Regions from separate parts of the Mus musculus genome. Here region 2 is linked to region 1. The links are chromatin loops, found by intact Hi-C in ENCODE. Cell type or tissue: heart. All regions are shown on one strand. Each heading gives the region's core, and the rest is flanking DNA. Links, peaks and the distances in the headings are about the cores only.

What was found. A loop is a pair of places that touch in the nucleus more often than their neighbours do. Peaks named below come from ENCODE experiments on the same cell type or tissue, not always from the same donor. Only the 100,000 strongest peaks of a DNase experiment are listed, where the experiment ranks them.
Region 2: it touches region 1 in a loop (2.3-fold over the local background); 4 of 42 quality-filtered maps call a loop at or near these places.

The regions. Positions count from the first base shown.
Region 1 is chr3:57,464,053-57,475,537 of GRCm38, reverse strand. All of the region lies in intron 4 of Wwtr1 (WW domain containing transcription regulator 1), which reads left to right. Among named protein-coding and RNA genes, the nearest start is that of Tm4sf4, 44 kb to the right of the region's middle. In heart, for the core only: a CTCF peak has its summit at 9,059; DNase peaks (open chromatin) are centred at 4,327 and 5,077; H3K4me3 peaks cover 792 bases; H3K27ac peaks cover 2,081 bases.
Region 2 is chr3:57,810,808-57,822,292 of GRCm38, reverse strand. It overlaps Rnf13 (ring finger protein 13), which reads right to left. Exons shown (of 10, transcript NM_001113413.3): 8 at 1,693-1,786. Among named protein-coding and RNA genes, the nearest start is that of Pfn2, 31 kb to the left of the region's middle. In heart, for the core only: a CTCF peak has its summit at 6,618 (motif pointing right); no DNase peak of the experiment used is centred there.

The DNA.
Region 1 (11,485 bases), core at 1,470-9,469:
TAGCATTTATAAATCATTTTGTATTTAAATGATTGTGTGTGTGTGTGTGTGTGTGTGTGTTTCTTCAAGTCACTCTTTTGTTAGGAGTGATTTGTGTCCGTCTCTTCTGCCTTTCTTTTGCCCTGTCTCCTCCTTTCCCACAGAAAGAATTTTCGAAAAGGGGTGTGGAAAAGGGCCTGGCATTGTTTCCTTTATTCTAGCTGGAGGTGCCTTTGAGCCAAGGATAGTTTTGATGGTTCATATTACAGAAATGCCAACATAGTTCCTTCAGAACTGAGCTGTGGCAGCTGGGGAACTTGGTGCATTTTAGGGAATCCCAGTTTCCAGTCCTTCCCACAGTGCAGCAAAAGAAAGGCTGGCAATGACTGCTTAGCTTTGACTCCTGTGTGTGTGTGTGTGTGTGTGTAGTGTATGTGCATGTGAGTACCAGTGAGTATGTGTGTATGTGTGTATGGATGGTTTTGATCTCTTTAATTTTGTTACTGGATTATAGGAGGAAAAACCCTCTGAAGTAGACTTATTAATCATGGAAGATTGTTTTCCTCACCCCAAACCCATCCAGAAACAGCATGGTCCCCGTTACAAGTCATAGGTAATAAATAAGGCCATATAATAATGGTATGAAAGTGTTTTCTGAGGATATTTCCAGAATATCTTGGATATCATCTTGCTCAGCTTCAATTTTTTAAAAAGGATGCATCTTCTTTTATATGTGTAAATGTTGTTGCATGCATATATGTGCACCATAGGCATGCCTGGATCCTTTGGAGGATCATTGGCTCCCCCGGAACGAGAGTTAAGGGTGGACGTGAACCATCTTGTGGGTGCTGAGAACTGACCTGTATCCTCTGCAAGATCAGCAGTTGTTCTTACTTGCTAAGTCATTACCCCAGCCCTTTGGCAGGCCTTTTGCTATTAGTGTGTATGCGCATACTCGTGGAGGTCAGAGTCCAGTCCTCAGGAGTCAGCTCTCTCCTTCCAGTCTGGGATTTGAGGGGTTGGCCGCAGATGGTGAAGCTTGCTCCGAATAGCACTTTTACCCACCGACCCATACTGCCCACCCCTGGAAGGCTTCTTGACTTCTTTCTTCTGGTGATTTTTCATTTTGCTATTTGTGCCTTGACACCAGGGTAGAGATAGGAAAAGACTCAAAGTAAAAAATGGCCTTTGGTTCACCTGTTCAGCTGCTTTCTAGCACCAAATGGGAATTTATAGTGAGGAGGACTGGTTTTTCCTGGTGGGACCTCTGGGGTATCTAGAAAATCACCTTGGTTTGTTTTGCCTCAGCCACCAGCAGCCCTCTGACCATCTCTTGCTCACTGAGAGATCTGTAACCAGCCTGGCTCCCCTGCCTGCAGGAGATCTTGAACAGCCTGTCTTCTCAGCCCTTGTTCGTTTCTCTTCCTCCTCCTCCTCTTCATTTATTACTCTACGCCTATGGTTTGATGTTGCTCCATGAAGAAAGCAGTTCCTCAGTCCGTAGCATAGCTTTCTGGCCTGTACTCTGCCACCAGGCCCAGTAGAGTCCTGTGTTAGCTCACTGGTGCTGAAGTCACTGAGGGCGTTAACAAAATAGAATCGGAGACGGCTTTGATTGCAGTTTTAAAACGAGTTTTCATTGGTTTAGGATGAAACTCTTTCCCCCTCTCTTTCTTCCTTTTTCTCCCTATTGATTCCCTTAGCCAGTATCCATGGGATTGAAAGTAATACAAGGATAAGTGGGACGTGACTGCTTTGAAATGGCTTTTATGGTAGCAGATGAGACAGAATAATTAGTTCTAATCTAAGTTGTTGGTCAAAGGGTAAATTAACGTCATCACCTCCTTGGGTCCCACTGGTTACCCCTTTGACTTTTGTTATTGTCACTGAGCCCAGACAGCTCCACTTCCTGTGGAAACAGTAGAAGATACTTCTGAATCTCTTTTCATTGACCACTCCTCCTGCCCAGTAAGCTCTTCAACCACTGCTGAATTGGGGTCAAAGTAGCAGGCTCTCCATAGAGGTAGCGTCTTACCTAGACTAGGCCTGGTGGTAGCAGGCCTCTCGTTCCAAGTCCTTGGAAGGCTAAGGCAGGAGAATTGAGAGTTTAGGCCACCCTGGGCTGCCAAGTGAGTTTAAGGCAATTAGTGACAGACCCTGTTTCGAAATAGGAAAATAAAAAGAGGGGCCTGAGGCTGGAGAGATGGCTCAGAGGTTAAGAGAACCGACTACTCTTCCAGAGGGCCTGAGTTCAATTCCCAGCAACCACATGGTGGCTCATAACCATCTGTCATGGGATCCGATGTCCTCTTCTGGTGTGTCTGAAGACAGCGATAGTACACTCACATATATATATAGAAAGAGGGGCCTGTAAAATGACTCAAAGAGTAAAGGCACTTACCACCAAGCATGGCACTTGACTTTGACCCCTGAAAATCATAAGGCAGAAAGAGGGCAACTACCACAAGTTATCCTCTGATTTCCATGCGTGTGGTATGGTGTCTATACATGCATAGGTGGGATGCATGTATACCAAACACATATATGCATGAATATATTCATACATGTTGTGGAGTTCTTATAAGGATGTAGCACATGTAGATGATTTGCCTGGCATGCATGAGGCCTTAGGTCTCATCCCCATATTTCATCATTCAGAATTTCTGTCTGTCTGTCTCTCAACTTGGCATACTTCCTTAAGTTTAGTTTCTAAATTTAGCATTATGTTTTTGAAGCAACAGCATCGAGCTTTTGAGGGCCTGCGCTGTTAACTATTTTCAAGGCAATTCCATACTGTTTCCCCTCTGTCCTCTCTTTAATTGGCACTTGGGGGTGGGGATGGGGGCAGGAGAGCAAAGCTTGTAAACAAAACTGCTGACTAAGGTTGGCCTTTCGTTTCCAGGGCAACAGGGACACAGATGGAGGGAGGCAGGCACAGGATTCTTTCAGCAGGTTTTACAGATTTCTGTCAAGCTTGACAGCCACTCTGGGGGTGGGGGTAGGGTCAGCTGCCCAGCCTCACACAGCCATTTCAGATCCATGCTGCCAAGGAGAGCCGTGCTCCTCTCAGGGAAGATTTAAAGGGCTGTTTTCTGTCTTGAGTTTTTAAGAGATTTTTCAGAACTTAAAAACATACCTAGCAAAGCGTATAGGGCAATCAGTGGCTGCTACATAGCCCTTGGAACATGAGGTATAGTTATTAGGAAAGCACACTGTAGAGTTAGGTTTCAGGGTTGACTAAGGCATTTGACTGGTCCTGTTGTCCTACGTTCACCATATATCCCTAAGTCATCTGTAGTAAGATGGCTGTTTTAAGTTCATCCATTCATATATTTACTCAACACATGTTCTTATCACACATGTTGGGATGGAAAGTGGTGAATTTGTCTAGGAGTTGAGGGCGTCTATTGTGTTCCCCCACAAAGGAAGGTAGTGTATGTCTATCTCGTAGGTTAGCGCTCTGGAAGCAAAGGACCACTGCCTGCTACAGGTCAGCCTGGTCTACATAGCAAATTCTGGCTAACCAGAGCTACATGATGAGTCTTTGGTCCGGGTAAGGGTGGAAATGGGAAGAAAAGAAAAAGGGTGCCAGTTCAAATCTTTTTAGAAAAGACTCCCCGGCTCCATCACTCCAAACCAACCTCTTCCGTGATACGTACTTGTCCCTTTAAATAAATATGTTCATAATAAAAAGTCCTTTCGAAAACAAATTGGTCATTGTTTTAAACTGGAGGCTTATTTTGTACTAAGGAAAATGAGATCACAGAGGCATGAGGAAGTATTCCATTTCAAAAAATCTACTTTACATTTTTGTTTAAGTCAGAAGTATATCTACATTTTTCCTTCCTTCAAGTGATTCTTAGGCGATAACAGGCTTTGGATAATAATTACAGACTCAACAAATGTTTCCTCCAAAGTATCAGAGTTTCGAATCTGCACTTTTCTAGAGCCAGTCTGGCAGCTGAGTGTGTGCGAGGTGTTTCAAAGAGACACTCCAGGAAATGTGGCAGTGAATTTCTAGAATCGATTGGTACAGGCTTTCAACAAAAGAGATTGACACCAGATCCCCCCCCACCCCCCCTCTTCCCAGGCAGTCTGCCTCTGCAGTCTCCGTGGCTTTGAGAAAGAAAGAGTGAGCTGCACCTCTGCACTGAAATAGCCGCTTTAACGGTGGGATTTTAAAATACCGCTTTCATTTCATTTGTTTCTACTCGCCCCACCCTTCATAATTAAAACAATTCGGTCTTCCATTTTTGTAGAATCCCGGCTACACACTTAAATCAAGCTGAGCACCCTCAGAAGAGGTTATTATCATTCAGTTAGCTCCCTTTGAAGTACATTCCAGCCGAGGCAGGAGCTGGCTGGTGGGAGGTGCCCTGCGAGCCAAAAACACTCACTCGGAGCCAGGCCCCGCTCTCCATTGCCTTTTACTTTCTAGCTTCTTCTGTTGATTTATTCCACAGAGCTGCAGGCCAGTGGGGGAACTAGAGGGGAGGAAGCTTCCAGAACTTCTTAACTCACAAATTGTCTCTGCCTTTCATTATCCTCTGCGTCCACCGCACAGCTTCTCAGCCCTAGGAGGGTGCCTTTTGAATCCATAAATGACGTTTGGTTTTGTTGTTTAAGGGAGCTAACAGATTACCAGTAACTCACTCCAAAGACTCTGTTTTACAAAGGGTTTCCATTCCCAGCTTGTATGTGAAGAAATGTTGGGGGCAGGAGGAGGGAGGGCTGCAGCTTTTCAGAACTTTCTGAGACTGGCCTTTAAAACCGAACCTTAAAACTTTGCTAAATGTGGTGTGAATTCCCGGGATACTAGCTCCACCCATATACATCGAAAAGGATCATAAAACATTTCCAATCCCATCTTCCTCCCGGCTCGGGGAGGAAAAACTGTGCTCAGTGCTGTTGAATAGGCTGGTTCGTTAAGTTCTCTTCTAAACAAGCTGAATGAGGTCATGGGGTTGGTATTTCCATTTTATAGCTGGGAAAACAGGATCAGAGAAATGAAGTAACTTGCCCAAGTTTCATCTCCAGTAGTAGGTGAAAGGGTTTGAATTTGAGGCCTGCCAACTTCAGTCCTCACTGCCTTCTCCCTGGTACTGTCTGTGGAAATTACCGGAATAGCCTCAGAGGTCAAACTGCCTGGATTTAGACACTGGCTCCACCTGCTGTTAGCTACAGGGCTCTGGGAAAACCACTTAACTCTCTCTGGCCCTGTTTCCTCATCAGTAAACTAAGTTAATGGAGTCCTGTGTTCAGGCTTCACATGTTTTTTTTGCAAAGTCTAGTCAAGTCTCTTTGCCTCGCAAATCTTTCTGTGCCGTCCATGACACCTTCTATTGTTTGTCTCACTGTGTTCTTTGATCTATGTCCAACAAGATGCTTCATAAAGCATCTTAAATGAACTGTCAAGGATTTAGTCCAAGGGGCTGCAGAGATGTTTAAGAGCACTGACTGCTTGTCCAAAGACCCAGAGTTCAGACCTCAGTACTCACATGGTAGTTTAAAACCAGCTCTTATGCTAGTTCCAAGGGGGTCCCCCATCTTCTTTTTTGAATAGCTTAGGCACTGCACACATTTGGTGAACAAACATACCTGCAGGCAAACAAACAACCCCCCCAACCCATACATGTAAAAATAAATAAATAGCATTTTTTAAATTAAAATTTTTAAAGATTTATTTATTTATTATATGTAAGTACACTATAGCTGTGTTCAGACACCCCAGAAGAGGGCGTCAGATCTCATTACAGATGATTGTGAGCCACCATGTGGTTGCTGGGATTTGAACTCAGGACCTTCGGAAGAGCAGTCAGTGCTCTTAACTGCTGAGCCATCTCTCCAGCTTTAAATTAAAAAAATAATTTAAAAAAAGAATTTAGTTTAAAATTTCACAGCTCTATTGTAACTGACCTGGGATTTGAACTCTTGTGATTTTAAAGTCCTCTTCTCTGCATTGCATCACTGCTTTCTGTTATGCCAAGCTCAGGACAGGTTCAACAGCATCCTTAACTACTTCTTGAGAATTCCACTGGCAAATAGCCCACAGAACTGAGAAGTAGCCAGTACCTTACCTGATTACAACTAGAAATTTCTTCATTCTGTCTGCCACAAATCTGTGACTGGAGGGATCTTGTAGTTCACTAGTAGCTTAAGAGCCATTGCGAGGCCTTTGAGTTTTGTGATATCCTGACTCCTCGAAGACCCGATATTCTCCAGTGGTCATGCTCATGCATTGTGTGGCTTGGTGAAAGCACTGATAGACCTGCCCAACGCCTGACACACGGCTTGATGGCATGGCAGGGAAGTCAGCTGGAGTAATTGCAGAAGTAATGATGTTCCTGGAGATGGATGTAAGACCAGAGAACAGCAATATAGGGGTTAGATGAACATCCTAATGCCTGTCCATTGTCTATTCTTTGTGATTGTCTGTCTAGAATCTTGTAATTGGTGTTTTTCTATTCTAGCTAGTCTGTGTAAAAGACACACAATCCTGGTATTTTATTTACAAGCTATAGGCCTAGATTGGGCAGGTTTGGTGCTATTTTAACTTACATCACTGTGGCTGTATAACCTAAATACTAAAGCTGGGTAAGATGTGTTTGGAGGAAGAGAGACCTGAAGTACTGAGATGTGGAGAAATCAGAGGCCTGTTTTAGACAGGGCTTGTGGTGCCCTGTGAATAGACCACAATAGTTAGCCTTTCTGTTGCCGTGATAAAATACCTGAAGCAGCTTGAAGGAGAAAAGAGTGTCTTACCAGCTACAGTCCATCCTTTAAGGAAGAAGCCAAGGCTGGAGGAGCCCAAAGCAAGAACCGAGGCAAGAACCATGGAGGAATGTTCTCCACTAGGCCGCTCAGCTTGCACTCCCACATCTGTCATCAATCAAGAAAGTGCCCCACAGGTCTGCCCACAGGCCAGTCTTACAGATGCAAGCTTCTCTTCCCAGGTGACTCTAGTTTGTGTAGGATGACGTAAACTAACCAGCACACCTGCCAAGACGAGAGAGGATGATAATTAGTTTTGAGCACTCTTCATGGTTGAGGTAAAGGTGGATGATTGCCCTTTTGCTTATAGAAGGGCTTCAGCTATCAGGTGACAGTCAAAAGCATTCTGATCTAGACTTTAATTACCCAGTTTTGATAAGGACATACTGGGGAGGTTGGTCCTTTATTTTTAGCCTTTGGTATTGTCCCCCACCCCCCAAATTTGTGGGCAGATATGGGGATTTTTTTTTTAACCTTTCAAAACAGGACTGTCTTACTTGGGTTTCTGTTGCTATGATAAAACACCATGACAAAAGAGCAACCTGGGAAGGATGGGCTTTATTCCATCTTATATTTATCCCATCACCTGCGGGAGGGCAGGGCAGGGCAGGGCAGGAACCTACAGGCAGGAGCCTGGCCTGTAAGAATGTGTTGTCTGGCTTACTCAGTCAGCCTGCTTTCTTGTATAACCTAAGACCTCCTACCTAGGGTAGTCCTGCCCTGCCCTCAGTGAGCTAGGCTGTCCTCCCACCAAGAAAATGCTCCAAAGACTCTCCTGTCAGCTATCTGATGGAGGCACTTTCTCAACTGAGATTCCTCTTTCCAGATGACTTTAACGTGTGTCAACTTGACAAAATAAAAACAAAACACAACAGTGGGAAACCAGGCAGGTAGAATTTTAAAAGTTCTAAATGTAGAACTATTATATTATAAAATACAACTCTCACCACTCTATAGTTAAACCTAATTTTAGGCAGTGTAAGTTTTCTTAGCCTTGTGATGAATTTTCACATTCTGATTTAATCTTTCAAAGGTGAAAGGTGACTAGGAGGAAACTCTTAGGTATCAAAGTGGATCTATTCCACACAACACTGAGGGATACTTTTAAAGTTATCTGCTTACACACTTATTTTTGTAGTTCTGGGGATGGAACCCATGGTTTTCCTTGTACCTCTTAGGCAAGTCCTTTACTGCCAGTGTCTTTATTTTGTCTTTAACCTGTGTTTTTGAGATTGGTATGTAGAACACAAGGTGAGGTGACATTAGATATCGATGCAGTGACTTCTGGAGCAAGCTCTGTTCTGAGCATCTTTGTCATAACAGCAGCATTTTGCACATGTGGTGTTATTATTCCCCCGCTGTGAGGTGGTAGGGGACAAAATTGTGAAATACCTCAATGGGACACAGCAAGGCCAGAATTCACATCCAAGTATTTGGTGCTGCTGTTTCTGTTACTGGCCACTTAGCACCGTGCATCTTATGTTAGGGACAGTGGAGGAGGATTCAGGTGAACTGTTAACTAGGCAGCGTGTGTACTAATTTGTGGTTGAAGGTGTGATTTTTTTCCTTTTATTTCTCATTTTGTTATCACCAGCATATTTTTTAAATGTTTCTATTTGAATAAATACTATTTCTTATTTACTTACTCAGAATGTATTTTATGGGTATCTACTACTACATACTTAACATGGTTACAGGTAGTGGGTGTGTAGGCATGAACATGGTGAATAAGATCCCTTCCTTCATGGGTCATTCATTGGGGAGGACAGATAAAACCCAAGTTGCTGTGAAGAAAATAGGTGCAGGTTAAAAGACAGACAGTCATGGGTGGTGGGAGGTGACCTTTTAGATAGGGGCAGGGAGGAGTGTCTTGATACCTGGCATTTGTAGGTTAGTAACTAAGGGAAATGGGCTTCGGTGGGACGTGTGTTCCAGACAGAGGGAATAATTGTATGGATTCAGGAGCTGGAAGCAATGTTAAAGCCAGACACTAAGATTGGGAGACTGTATCAGAGCCAGGCTGGGATGGTTTTTTGGCCACTGGGCTACAGGCAAGATGTGACTCCACTATCCATCCTGGTAGGGTAGGAAGCAGAGGTCTTCCTTATATTTAGCTGTTCTTTGGAATGGTCTGTGACCCAAGAATAATCGTACAATAATCTTAAACAAGTCATTCCATTGCATTGTTAATAATAAATGGTCCGATTTATTTACTTTTTTAATGCTGTTAGGGTTAAAAGAGCCCTCTGCAGTCTCTTGCATTTTGTTAGTTACTTGAAGAAGGTAGAAACATGATCCAGTGAGACCCCTACAGACAGGATATAGCATTTCCTCTTTTGGTGACTTGGAGACTGGTGTAACTAGTTAGGACCCAATGATGAAGAATGGGATAGCACTTCTCTTGGATTTAAAATGTGGAAAAGCAGTGAGCATCTCCCATCCGCATTCTACAGGTTCTTACCCTTTGTTATATAGTCTTTATTTATTTTTTCTTGGTTAGCATACAAAGAAATGGATTTCATCCTGACATTTTCATACATATATATTATGCTTATTTACCCCTCACTACACTCTGACATCTTTCTACTCACCCTCTCGATTGTAACCTCCTTCCTTCCAAGAAGTTCCCTTTCCTGCTTTTAAGAAAGTTTTTACTTTATCTTTTATTTAGTGCATGTGTGAGCACACTTGTGCCATAGTACACATGTGGCGATCAGAGGGCAACTTTCAGGAGCTGATTTCTCTCCACTTGGTTAATAGGAAATGCAGCTATTCTTGGAGGGAGGGAGGGAGGGAGGGAGGGGAGGAGGGAGGGAGAGAGAGAGAGAGAGAGAGAGAGAGAGAGAGAGAGAGAATATGAGAATGAATATGTGTGTGCACTATTAGATAGTGAGGCTATTAGCCAAAGGATTCTTGTATTTGCTAGAATATAAATCACTGACCAGTTGTTTTCATGCCAAGAGGTTCAGCATATGTGAGTGCTTGTAAGAGTTTGTGGTAGTCTCAAGTTTACTCACCCCAGGTTCAAGCTTTGCCTTCTGCAGGAGACTTTCAGGAAAGCCTTATTGGATAGTTTCCAATCTCCATTTGTTTTCCCCTTCCCTTCTCCCTCTTGCTCTGGCCTCGCTTGCTCTGGCCCATAGGTTTTTTTTTATTTGTTTCTCATTACAGATGGTTGTGAGCCACCACATGATTGCTGGGATTTGACCTCATGATCAACAAAAGAGTAGTCAGTGCTCTTAACCACTGAGCCATCTCACTAGCCCTCAAATCTCCATTTTTAACTTGCTTTTTTGTGTATTATTGAATGAAATGCATTCTCATTACTTGCGTCAAGATAAACAGAAGGACCAGGGGCCCTTTCTTGCCAGTTATTTTATTCCTCCTCATATCAACAGTGTAGTTTCTTAACAGACCTTTCATGGTTTGTAACTTATACCACCATAGTAAGTACTAGTAATGGTACAGTGAACACAAGAACTTTTACCAGCTAGAACAAGAGTTTTCTAGCTGGTAACTTCATTGTCTAAACAGCAATACTTTAACCTTCATGTTGCATGTAGCTTTTGCTACTCCGCCTATGCTCTGGGAATGCGCTGAGCTACCAGCCCCTGCCCAGTTTCCCTCGAATCCATGGATAAAAAACATGGATACACACAGTTGTTCAAGTCCCCCTTGCCTTTTTGGCACAATTGCTGGGTGCTACTTGTCTCCTGCCTGGAGAAGCATGTCTTTATCAATACTCTTAGCTCTGCACCTCTCCACCTGCCCTCAACTTTAGTTGCTCTGTTACATCTGGTCCCAGCTAAATACTCCCAACCACCGGCCTGTAGGAGCAGCCCATGGCCACTGCATCCGAGATCTCACAAGGCTGGTCACCTTTTCTCCCTCAGAAGCATAGTGAACACTCCCCCCAGGCCCAATCCTTTGTGTCTGTCTGCTTGCCTCCAGGGACCCAGAAGTTCTGCCTGTTCCTTCTGCCCAGCAATTGGCCCATGACTTCATTACTGACAGATCAAGAACCAATTGGGGAACAGGACCTTAGCATCAGAACCATCCCTATACCATCACATGAAGAGATCTAACCAACATCCTAGAACTCATATAGCCAGAATGTTCTCTTTCATGGTTTATGAATTTTAAGGGTATGAGATCAATGACATCCATTTGGAAATTGTAGAAGTGTGGCCAGGGCCCGTCCTTGGTTTTGGATGTAAGCGTAAGCATATGAGAATATTCTTCCCTGGAGATAGCTATCAACTTGAAAGGGGTCTGACACCTGGTCATCTCTAGCTGGAGTGTACCGCTGCAGTCAAGTTCATAACATTTTGGACTGATTCTTCATGGTTTTAATGCTAGCTTAAAAATTTTAAATCTATAATCCACCAAACATCTAATTGTCTATGGGATCTCCAGTTTTCTCCAATTTTCAGCCATTCTAATCAACTCAACATTATCATTATTCTGTGTGTATGTCAGTAAGTATGTTGTGTGTATGTAAGTATGGGCATACTTGTGCCAAGCCTTGTATGTAGAGGCTAGGGGACAATTTTGTGGAGTCAGTTCTCCCCTTCTACCCTTATGTGTGCCTGGAGATTTAATTCAAGTTGCTAGGCTTATACAGTAAGCACCTTTAACCATGGAGCCATCTCAACACATACATTCATGATGTAACATGCGTATGTAGGTCAGAGAGCAACTATTTTCTTAAAGCAAACTTTAAAACTGGTTGTAT
Region 2 (11,485 bases), core at 2,418-10,417, 350 kb before region 1:
TTCATCGGACTTAGCAGCAAGCACCTTTACCTTTACCTGCTGAGCTATCTTGTCAGCCCTCAACATCAACTTCTAAATTAATATTTTGTTTTAGGAAAAAAAGATGTTTTTAAGCTAGGTCCTGGCACTGGACCAAGAAGCTATCTACAATTAATACCCACTTGTAAAGGAAAAATGAGTTTTCTCCAATGGAGTGTCACTAGGTATATTAACCGTATTTAAGGACAGGCCTCATGCTCAGGAGTAGTTTGCAACACAAAGCAAGCTCAATGCTATTTTTTTGTATATTTTTTGACACATATTGCTTTGTTTGAGCATTTTGTGTGTGTGTGTGTGTGTGTGTGTGTTTTGTGGAGTTTTGAGTGTGTGTATGTGCATGTGTGTGCACATGTATGTGTATTTCTTCAGGGCTTTTTTTTTTGGTTTTGCTTAAAGAAAGAAAGGACATGGAGTTGGTTCACTGAGGCGGTGGGGGGAGCTGGCAGACACTGGAGGAGGGAAAGCATGATCAGAATATATTGTATGAGAAAACTTTTTCAACTAAAAGATGGGGTCATATTCAAAACCATGGAGCTTTTAAAAGTGATCTCTAGAGGTAGACTGTCATACTGGGTATGATCTGTAAACAAATTTAAATAACTCACCTCACATGTTCTGCAGTTTTATAGCATCTATGTCCTTTTAAAAAATGAAATTCAATGTTTTCCCAGTTTTTACTGTTATATTTATAACAAGATAAAATTATAAATGGTAATAAAACATTTAGCTATATGGAAAATAAAGCTTTGCTTTTTCATTATTCATTCACTGTCTTATTTATTTTATTTATATGGGCAACATCATTTGCATGCCTGATGCCCAGGTAAGCCACAAACGGGTACTAGATTTTCCTGGGATATACCATTCACAGATGGATGTGGGTCTGAGGAATTAAATCCAAGTTCTCTTGGCAGAGTGGCCAGTGCTCTTAACCACCAAGCCATCTCTCCAACCCCTAGAACTCTGTTTTAATGCCTTCTCTATTTTACCTTCTTTAAACAGTCTTTAAGCAGAATATTTTATTTTTATGTTTTTAATGTAGTCTGAGATGTACTAGCCATCATGATGAACAAGTATACACCTACATCTGAAACTCACTTAGCACAGAGCATTGGCTATAGTATAAATTCCAGACTCCTTCCCAGCTCTGTCAATACAGTGCAAACCTCTGTAAACCTCTATTTCCTTGCATTTAATGGAAAGATACCAATGGTACCCATTTCATATTAGTATGAAAATTACATGACATGCAAAATGCAAACACGTAATAGCTACCTATGGTTTTAAGAGCAATACAGCAGCATATATCACAGCATTTGAGAACACAGGAGGAATGTCAATGAGGGCAGACTACCTTAGTGCAAGAAAGTATTTTTTTCCTATGATAGTATACAGAGCTACTGGCACATGGTGGTGGCAATGTATATTTCTCCCCGTTTCATTATTAAGATTTATACCAATCCCATACCTTCTTCCTGCCTTTACCAGGCTACCAGTACATAAAAAATCTTTCCCAAATATTCATTATTAATGTTAGTGAGTGTTAAGAATGGTATATAGTAGAGACTCAGAAAGTGGTATTAAGTAAATATGGCCATCGTGTGTTCTGAAACACTATATGTTAATATTTAGGACACAACAATATTCACTTACCCTTTTTAAATTTATGTACGGGAAGTTTTTTAAGTTGATCTTTACGAAGTCTATTTCTTCTGTTTCTATGTCTGTCCTGAACAAATTTTGTGATCTAAAGATGGAAAGAAAGAAAAAAGACTGGTCAGATATTAAATATACTAATAAAAATTGACATTGAGATAAAAATAATCTCTTTTAAATTTCTGGATAGATGCTGTAAAACCACTTTAATTTATTTCAATCCTAATGACAACACTATTGATTAAACCATTAAGCTCACAGTGATTTGTTAATTTATCTATTATAATTTGAATTTATTATTAAATACATTTTAACTTCTTAAAATTACTACATTTACTTATTTATGTATCTGTTCTGTATGTATATGTGCATACACACATGTGCCACAGTGCGCATGTGGAAGTCAGAGGATATCTTAGAGAAATGTGTTCTCCCTGTCTACCATCTGAGTCCCAGAAGCCAAACTCAGGTCACCAGGCAGCAAGCCTTACTCTATAAAACACTTTGCCAGCCCAGTCATTAAGAGAGAGCACTTGCAACTCTTGCAGAGGACCCAGGTCCAGTTTCCAGCACCCACATCAAGGCTTACAGCCACCTGTGACTCCAGTTCAAAAGAGGATCCAATGCCCTCTTCTGGTGTCCATGTATAAAATACAACTCAGAAAAAAAAAAAAGAATAAACAATCAATATACTTAATAGTTTACATAAATCTCCAAACATATACTGGGAGATGACACAAAGAGCAGAGCTCTGAATTCCATTAGTATAACAAACCACTGTGAGTAAAAATCAAGTTTGTGGTTATCTAGGCATGCGAGTCGTAGGGGCTACTAAGGAACAGAAAACATTTTGTGGTGGGTGATGGACATCTCATCTTGATTATAATATTGAAATTAGTATAGCAGTGTTTAAATATATATATTATATAAGTGCTAACATTTATTATGATGTACAACTTAAATGTGTGGTTTATTTTATGTCAACCATACCTTAATATTTTTAAATGTTTAAGAAAAAACCAACTAAGACATCAAAAATTAAGCAGGTTTTATTGAGGCTAGGAATATAATTCAGTAGTAGAATGGTTGACTTATTTATACAAGATTCTTTCATCAGTCCTTGACTCTAAAAAGAAAAGAAAAAAATCCAGAAATATAAGCTTTTAAACCAAAAGCAAAAATTATGGAATCCAAATTTACATAAAAGAAAGCTGGAAAATATGCAGCTATGAATCCAAATCCAGCTATAACCACTGTCAATGGAGTAAGTCCATCAGTTTTTAAGGAAGTGTATAATTAAAACAATCCAATTCCATGCTATTTACAAGATACAGTTAAAACTGAAGCTACCTTAAGGTTTCTTTAAAGGGGGTAGGGAGCATGTGAACATATTAAAGTAAAAGCTATGTACCCAGTAAAACAATAGCAAAGAGAATATTCAGCAAGAATATGCTAAAAACTATGGGAGCAATACATGAATTCAAAGCCTTCGGGACTTCTAAGTAAACAGCAGTTTACATCCATTGAAGCAGTGGGGCTGCATGGGCTCTCACTGCGTGCCACAGACAAGCACTTGAAGCACAGCCTCCAAGTGAGGGTTGCTCTCAGAATAGACAGACAGACAGCAGCCTGCAAGATGAACTACTGAAAGATAAAACCACACTATATATGTGCTTTGAAGGTTCAAAAAATTTTAAACTTAAAAAACACAGTATTTAAATTAACCTCTTCTAACTTTGCTGAATTTGGCTACCAGAAAATTAAAAATAATAGTGTTCTACTGCTTAGCATTGTTTTAGAAAACCTAAGAATGCAAAACAACAGACAACTCTAATCAAAGCTGTACAATTCTGTGAATATACTGAAATCACTAAATTGTGTGTTTTAAACATGTCAGTTTTATGTTATGTGAATTATATTTTTAAAGTTAGACAAATCCACAAACTTAAATGGAAGGACATGTACCTGCATGGTGCACATGTATGAACAGCATTTATAAAACATGATTACAAAAGGATGTCACAGAACAGTTGTTTAAGGATCACCTAAATATTCATAACAGGTTTTCTGACCACAGTACAACTAAATTAGAAATATATATGAAAGTTACAGAAAAAATATGTCAGAAATGTAAAACTTCAATAAAGTAATCCATGAACCACAAAACAACACCCAGTGGGTAACAGGTTTCTAGTGAAGCCTCTTTACCACCTAGAATCTCTGCAACCCAGAAAACACCATAAATTATGAATGAAGTTGAAACTCTAACTCACTGGAGAACGAGCAAGCTTTTCACTGGACCACAGTATTAGACAACCTTAAGTACTCAAATATCTGAAAGCAGCTTTGAGATACTGTGGGCTGAATACCAGCCACAACTGACATAGGCAAGTATGCCTATTTACTCCTGCAAATGTATTATTATTCTCTCTTAATACAGAAGTGGCAAAAAAAAGAAAGAAAGAAAGAAAGAAAGAAAGAAAGAAAGAAAGAAAGAAAGAAAGAAAGAAAGAAAGAAAGAAAGAAAGAAAACAGAAAAAAGCTACAACTGAGTCCCCTTCACCTAGAAAGAAAAAAACAAAAGAAATGTCTTACAATAAGGATGACACTTCAAATAAGTTGTACAGCCTAGTTTCAATGGATTTATCTACAAACACTCCCTTCACCTATGTCTTAGGGAACACTGCAGAAGAGGGGTCAAAAAGATTTAGGAAGTTTGTTGTGAGGTTGTATCTCCTAGTAATACCAGAAGGTGCACCCGTAAAATGTCACCAAGACACCTGCCCAAATGTGAGCTGAACAAAGATGGCTACAACAAATACACCAAACTGAATGGCAAAAAGCCCGTGAGGCTACACAAAGAATTACAAGCACCCGAGGAAAGCTGGAAATGGGGGAGATGAGAAGAGCACACTGACAGGTTGTCTAATACCAAATGGTCAGCCTGAAAACATACATATAAGAAGCACTATATGAACTATATGAACTATATGAACAGGTTATATTTAGGAATATATGTGTGTGTGTATGTATATATATATATATATATATATATGTGTGTGTGTGTGTGTGTGTGTGTGTGTGTGTGTGTGTGTGTATGCACGTATGTATTGTATATATGCATACTCATATGCATGAATAACAATTAGTTTAAAGAAAGAGGACATGAATTTGAAGGAAAGTAGGAAGGGTATATAGGAGAGTTTGAAGGGAGGAAAGGTAAGGAAGAAATATAACCAAATTATAATCTCAAAAATAAAAAATACAAAATAAATACAAATCTTAAAAAAAAACAATAGGCTTGACCTAAATCCCCTAAGGGACAACAATGTAAATAAGGGTAATACAAGTTAATTTAAGAACAAAGAAGAAAGGATTTTTTTTTGTTTTTTTGTTTTGTTTTTTTTTTGTTTTGTTTTGTTTTGTTTTTGTAGGCAGGTATGGTAGTACATGCCTTTAATCCCAGCATTTGAGAAGGCAAAAGAAGGCAGATAGATGTCTATGGATTCAAAGACAGCCTGGTCTACAAAGTGAGTTCCAGAACAACTGGAGCTGTTACACAGAGAAACCTTGTCTCCAACAAACAATCAAACAAGGAAAGAAAAAGAGAATTTGTATGTATTTTTTCACTGGGAATATATAGATCCCAAAGCAGTGTGAGTCTGGTTTATTATGGATGCAGAACTTAAGTCCACTTCTTGGAAGGACAAATCACATAAACATCTAACAACAATGCAAGGCACAGATGGCCAAGGATAAAGAGAACTCACTCCACATATGACAGAAATTCTCTTAAAATACTCATTCAGTATATGAACCACAGAAACCACTGTATTACTATGCTGAAAATAATTTCTTAAAAAACATAATTAGTAAGAAGTTGAGGCTTCCAAGGAAAAATGGAGGATGGTAATCTGCCTGCACATGACTGGTCAAGGAGACATCAGGAGAAGACAGAGTAAACTGACTACAGAGGCAGAAAGCAGAAGTCAGCCTCAGAAACTTGGAATGGCAGTGAGGGAACCAGCAAGACAATGGAAGGAAGAGATGGGTGAGACTGAGAAAAGGTAAGCTGCACCAAACAACTGTAGCTGTGGCCTTCGGTGTGTGTGTGTGTGTGTGTGTGTGTGTGTGTGTGTGTGTGTGTGTGTGTGTGTGTGAGAGAGAGAGAGAGAGAGAGAGAGAGAGAGAGAGAGAGAGAGAGAGAGAGAGAGAGAGAGAGGACAGGGCTAATAACTAAGCTGAGTGACTCTGGGGAGAGGAGACTTGTCCTAAATCCCCAGGGCTACGGCCCTCGCCACCTCCAATGCAATCTCTGCCTTAGGTAAAAATGATACCTCTGGCAACCAGTGAGGTAATCGAGAGGAACCCCATTTTATCACCCTATGAGTAGGGGGTGAGTTCTTGACAATGAATCTGTATTTAAAACTGAGCTAGACTGGGAGGCTTGAGAACAGACAACAAGCCAGGCAGCTGTCATTTCACAAGGTTCAGCCCTGGGACACTTAAAAAGCAGGAGGGACAGTTGCTGACAAGCTGACACTGTAGGCTACAGGAGGGTTGGCTCAGGGGGTTCAGTGAATGAGCCCACCTTTGGTGGCTGGAGCAGGTTTCTCAATGGAAATAGGCACACAGTCTGATAGCTCTTGAGTGTGGGCTCCAGCTCTGCACTCACCTATCTGGTAGCCAATGCCACAGAACCCAAGAACTCGGAAGTAGAGCCCCCAGCATGGGGAGTAGTACATACATCGTGAACATACGAATGCAGGTTCTTCCTCTGCACACATCTCAAAGCTATGGCTGCTGCTTATGCATCTGACACATTTGAGATGCCCCCTGCTAGAGCATTAGCCACCCCCTTGAATATAACCTTAGGAGTCTCAAAGAGTGAGAAAACTTGCCAAGCTCACAGACTGCTAAGCTAACTATGACCAGCAGAGGTCTATGGTACACAAAGAAAGTTACTGGAGATACTTTTGCCCACAGACTAGGAGAGAGGAGAAGAATCAAGATACTGCAGGGAAAGAGATGGAACAGACTCAGAGCGGCAGAGAAGTCTTCCAGAATGTAGGTGGAAGGGGAAAGTGGCCCACGGAAGGGCAGCCCGAAAGCGTCTTCCCAGCAAGACCAATGGGCTTCACATACGGTAACCAGCAACTAAGCTGAGGAAGATTTAGAAGTGCTGAGTTAGGATTAAAAGTATGGGCATGTTAGCCATGGGAGGATTAGAAGAGCCTAGCTATTGAGCCAGTAAGGCAGGTTAAAAATGAACTAGTGCCTCTCGGGCCAGGCGGACAGTGTGAGACTATGCCGGGGCCTAGCAAACACAGAAGTGGATGATCACAGTCAGCTATTGGATGGATCACATGGCCCCCAATGCAGGAGCTAAAGATATTACCCAAGGAGCTAAAGGGAACTGCAACCCTATAGGTGGAACAACAATATGAACTAACCAGTACCCTGGAGCTCTTGTCTCTAGCTGCATATGCATCAAAAGATGGCCTAGTTGGCCATCACTGCAAAGAGAGGCCTATTGGACTTGCCAACTTTAGATGCCCCAGTACAGGGGAACCCCAGGGCCAAAAAGGGGGAGTGGGTGGGTAGGGGATGGGGGGGGTGGGTATGGGGGACCTTTGGGATAGCATTGAAAATGTAAATGAGGAAAATACCTAATAAAAAAATAAAAATAAAAATTTAAAAAAACATATCATTCATTGTACCAAAAGTAAATCTCAACAAGTTTCAAACTTAAAAAAAAAATGAACTAGTGTGCTGGGAGTGGTGGCACACGCCTTTAATCCCAGCACTTGGGAGGCAGAGGCAGGTGAATTTCTAAATTCGAGGCCAGCCTGGTCTACAGAGTGGGTTCTAGGACAGCCAGGGCTATACAGAGAAACCCTGTCTTAAAAAACCATTAAAAAAAGAAAGAAAGAAAGAAAGAAAGAACGTGTGTGTGTGTGTGTGTGTGTGTTTCATCCACGAATCCTAGAGAACCTGGGCAGGTGGCTGATAGCACGGCCCACCCAGGAACATTAAAGTTGGATAGTAGAAGTACATGCTACAAATGGCACCTAACAACAAACACAACATGCATATATAACTAGGAAGGAGTCCAGTATTCCATTCCCCACTGGCCCGCTATGCTCCCTATTTTTATTTGCTCTCTCTCTCTCTCTCTCTCTCTCTCACTCTCTCTCTCTCTCTCTCTCTCTCTCTCTCTCTCTCTCTCTGTGTGTGTGTGTGTGTGTGTGTGTGTGTGTGTGTGTGTGTGTGTGTATACACATGTGAGTCGAGGTACATGTGTATGAATGTATGTGGAAGCCGGAGAAAACAATATCAACCTTATTGTTTGGGGCCTTTGTTTCTTGTGGTCGTTTGGTTCTTAGTTTGGTTTGGGTTTTTTGTTTGTTTGTTTGTTTGTTTGTTTGTTTGAGTCCAGAGTCTCACAGTGAAACTGGAGCTCATGCACACGGCCAGATGGGTCACAGAGATGACGTCATCTTCATCTACCCCAGTGCAGGGAGCTTCGGCTGCCTATGCTGGAGACGAAGCCTGGTCATTGTGCTTGTCCGTATGCACTATGCCGACCACGCCATTGCTCTAGCCTGCTTTTATTTTTACTTTTTTCCCTTTCCACATCAGTTTTAGCAGCAAATTTTGATTTTTTAAAATAATATTCCCATTCATACATTCTCCTAGTTGCATGCCTTTTCACTGTTAGATGTTTTTCTTTTCTGTCTTGCCTTTCCCACCATGATTCCCCCTCTACCCCCCCCCCCCCGTGCTATAATTTTAATACCATTTTACCTTTTTTTTTAACTCACATGTATCTGTTATGTTTTGTTTAGTGTGTGCTTTTTTTTTTCCACACTCATGCTACAGTGCTCACGTGGAAGCCACACATGCAAGAGTTGGTTCTCCTCTCACCATGTGGGTTCCAGGGATCAAGCTCAGATTGCCAGGGGTTGTAACAACCCTTACTCCCTGCACCGTCATGCCCACCCAAGCGTTTATATTCGATTTCTTTTATCTAACTTTGGTTTCCAACTCTGTCTTGATTGTGTAATCTACGATCTTGAGTTGTATGTGATGTCATGCTTTTTTCAACTCCCTTGTATTATGTTATTTTCCAATTGTTTTTTCCTTTTTTAAAAAATTAGATAATTCATTTACATTTCAAATGCTATCCCCTTTCCTAGTTTCCTCTCCGAAAGTCCCCTATACCTTCCTCCTGCCCTGCTCCCCAACCTACCCACTCCTGCTTCCTGGCCCTGGCATTCCCCTCTACTGAGGCATATAATCTTTGCAAGACCAAGGGCCTCTCCTCCCATTGATGGCTGACTAGGCCATCCTCTGCTACATATGCAGCTAGAAACATGAGCTCTGGGGATACTGGTTAGTTCATATTGTTCCTCCTATAGGGTTGCAGACCCCTTCAGGTCCTTGGGTACTTTCTCTAGCTCCTTCATTGGGGGCCCTGTGTTTCAGCCAATAGATGAGGGGCACTGGCATAGCCTCATAAGAGATAGCTATATCAGGGTCCTGTCAGCAAAAATCTTGCTGGCATATGCAATAGTGTCTGGATTTGGTGGTTGTTTATGGGATGGACCCCTGGGTAGGAAAGTGTCTGGATGGTCCTTCCTTCCATCTCAGCTCTGAACTTTGTCTCTGTAACTCCTTTCATGGGTATTTTGTTCACCATTCTAAGGAGGAACGAAGTTCGACAAGACAGGTAGATCAATGGAATAGAATTGAAGACCCAGAAATGAACCCACACACCTATGGTCACTTGATCTTTGGCAATTGAGCTAAAACCATCTAAAGAGACAGCACTTTCAACAAATGCTGCTGCCTCAACTGGCAGTTATCATGTAGAAGAATGCAAATTGATCCATTCTTATCTCCTTGTACAAAGCTCAAGTCTAAGTGGATCAAGGAACTCCACATAAAACCAGAGACACTGAAACTTATAGAGGAGAAAGTGGGGAAAAGCCTTGAAGATATGGGCAGAGGGGAAAAATTCCTGAACAGAACACCAATGGCTTGTGCTGTAAGATCGAGAATCAACAAATGGGACATCATAAAATTGCAAAGCTTCCGTAAGGCAAAAGACACTGTCAATAAGACAAAAAGGCCACCAACAGATTGGGAAAGGATCTTTACCAATCCTAAATCTGACAGGGGACTAATTTCCAATATATACAAAGAACTCAAGAAGCTGGACTCCAGAAAACCAAATAACCCTATTGAAAAATGGAGTACAGAGCTAAACAAAGAATTCTCAACTGAGGAATACCGAATGAGAAGTACCTGAAAAAATGTTCAACATCCTTAATCATCAGGGAAATGCAAATCAAAACAACCCTTAGATTCCACCTCACACCAGTCAGAATGGCTAAGATCAAAAATTCAGGTGACAGCAGATGCTGGCAAGGATGTGGAGAAAGTGGAACACTCCTCCGTTGCTGGTGGGATTGCAAGCTGGTACAACCACTCTAGAAATCAGTTTGGCAGTTCCTCAGAAAAAAAATTTTTTTAATCTTGTTTCTCCTTCATTTTTCCTTTTCTCTGTTTTCTTCATTTCATTTACTTATTATTTTTATAATTATCTAAAACAATTCTTCACAACATATTCAGAATTAGTCTTCCCATTACTATTTTATGATCATAGGTGATTAAGTGGGCTGAGGTCTAATCTATTTTAGTATATTTCTAGATCCTATAAGGTTTGATGCTGTTTGTTTTCTATGCTGACTAGTAATGGGGATGTTGCATTCAAGTAAAATATAGCTAAATAAAACTAGATATCTAAACATACAAATTATAAAATATGCATAAAGAATATTGAGGCATCATGAGTCCATTAAAATATCCTAATTTTTCAGCCCCTGAATTAAATGCTTAAAGAAAATTCTAAAAGTTTAGTAGTATAATTGTTTAGTAACCTTAAATACAATATAAACATGCAGATTAATCATTTCAGAAACTGGAGGGGAAAATCAGCAAGAGAAGAAAAATCAGAAAGTTAAAAATATGGATAAAAAATCATAATGCTATAAACAGGGTCAGAAATCTACATTTAAGAAGCTAAATAGAAATATTTGAAATTTTCAAGAAAGAAAAAGAACACACAGTGGAAAGCACCAATAGTATACTTGAGCAGCCAGAAGAGAGAATGTAAGCCACAAAGACACAGATGAGCAAATGGTACACTGAAATATTGTAAGGATAGATAGCTGGGCATGGCCATATCCCAGACTGCTGGGATACACTCAACAACCAGCCTGAGTGCACAGGATAGGAGCGGAAGTAAAAACTAAAGGCTCAGGGGATGCATGTGTGTGCACACCACACAAAAATATTAACATGCAGCACTTAAAGTACTCTATAGACTCAATGCAATCTTACCAAAATTCTAAGACCATTCTTATTCACAGAAAAAGAAAACATAGACTTAGATTTACATATGGAAACACAAAATGAAAGCCAAAGAAATCCTGAGCAAAATAAATGATGCTGGAGACATTTTACTTCCATCATACCTGATTTGAAGCTATACTACAAAGCTACTGCAGTAAACACAACATGATACCAGTGGAAAACCAGACAAATAGCTGAGTGGAGCAGAGGACCCAAATATACACCCACACAACTCTACCACATGAGTTTTGACAAATGTTTTTAAAACAACACTAGAGAAAAGATGCCTCTTTAACAAATGGTGCAACATATATAGGCTATCCACATACAGGAGACTGAAGTCGGATCTCCTATTTCATTCTGCATAAAA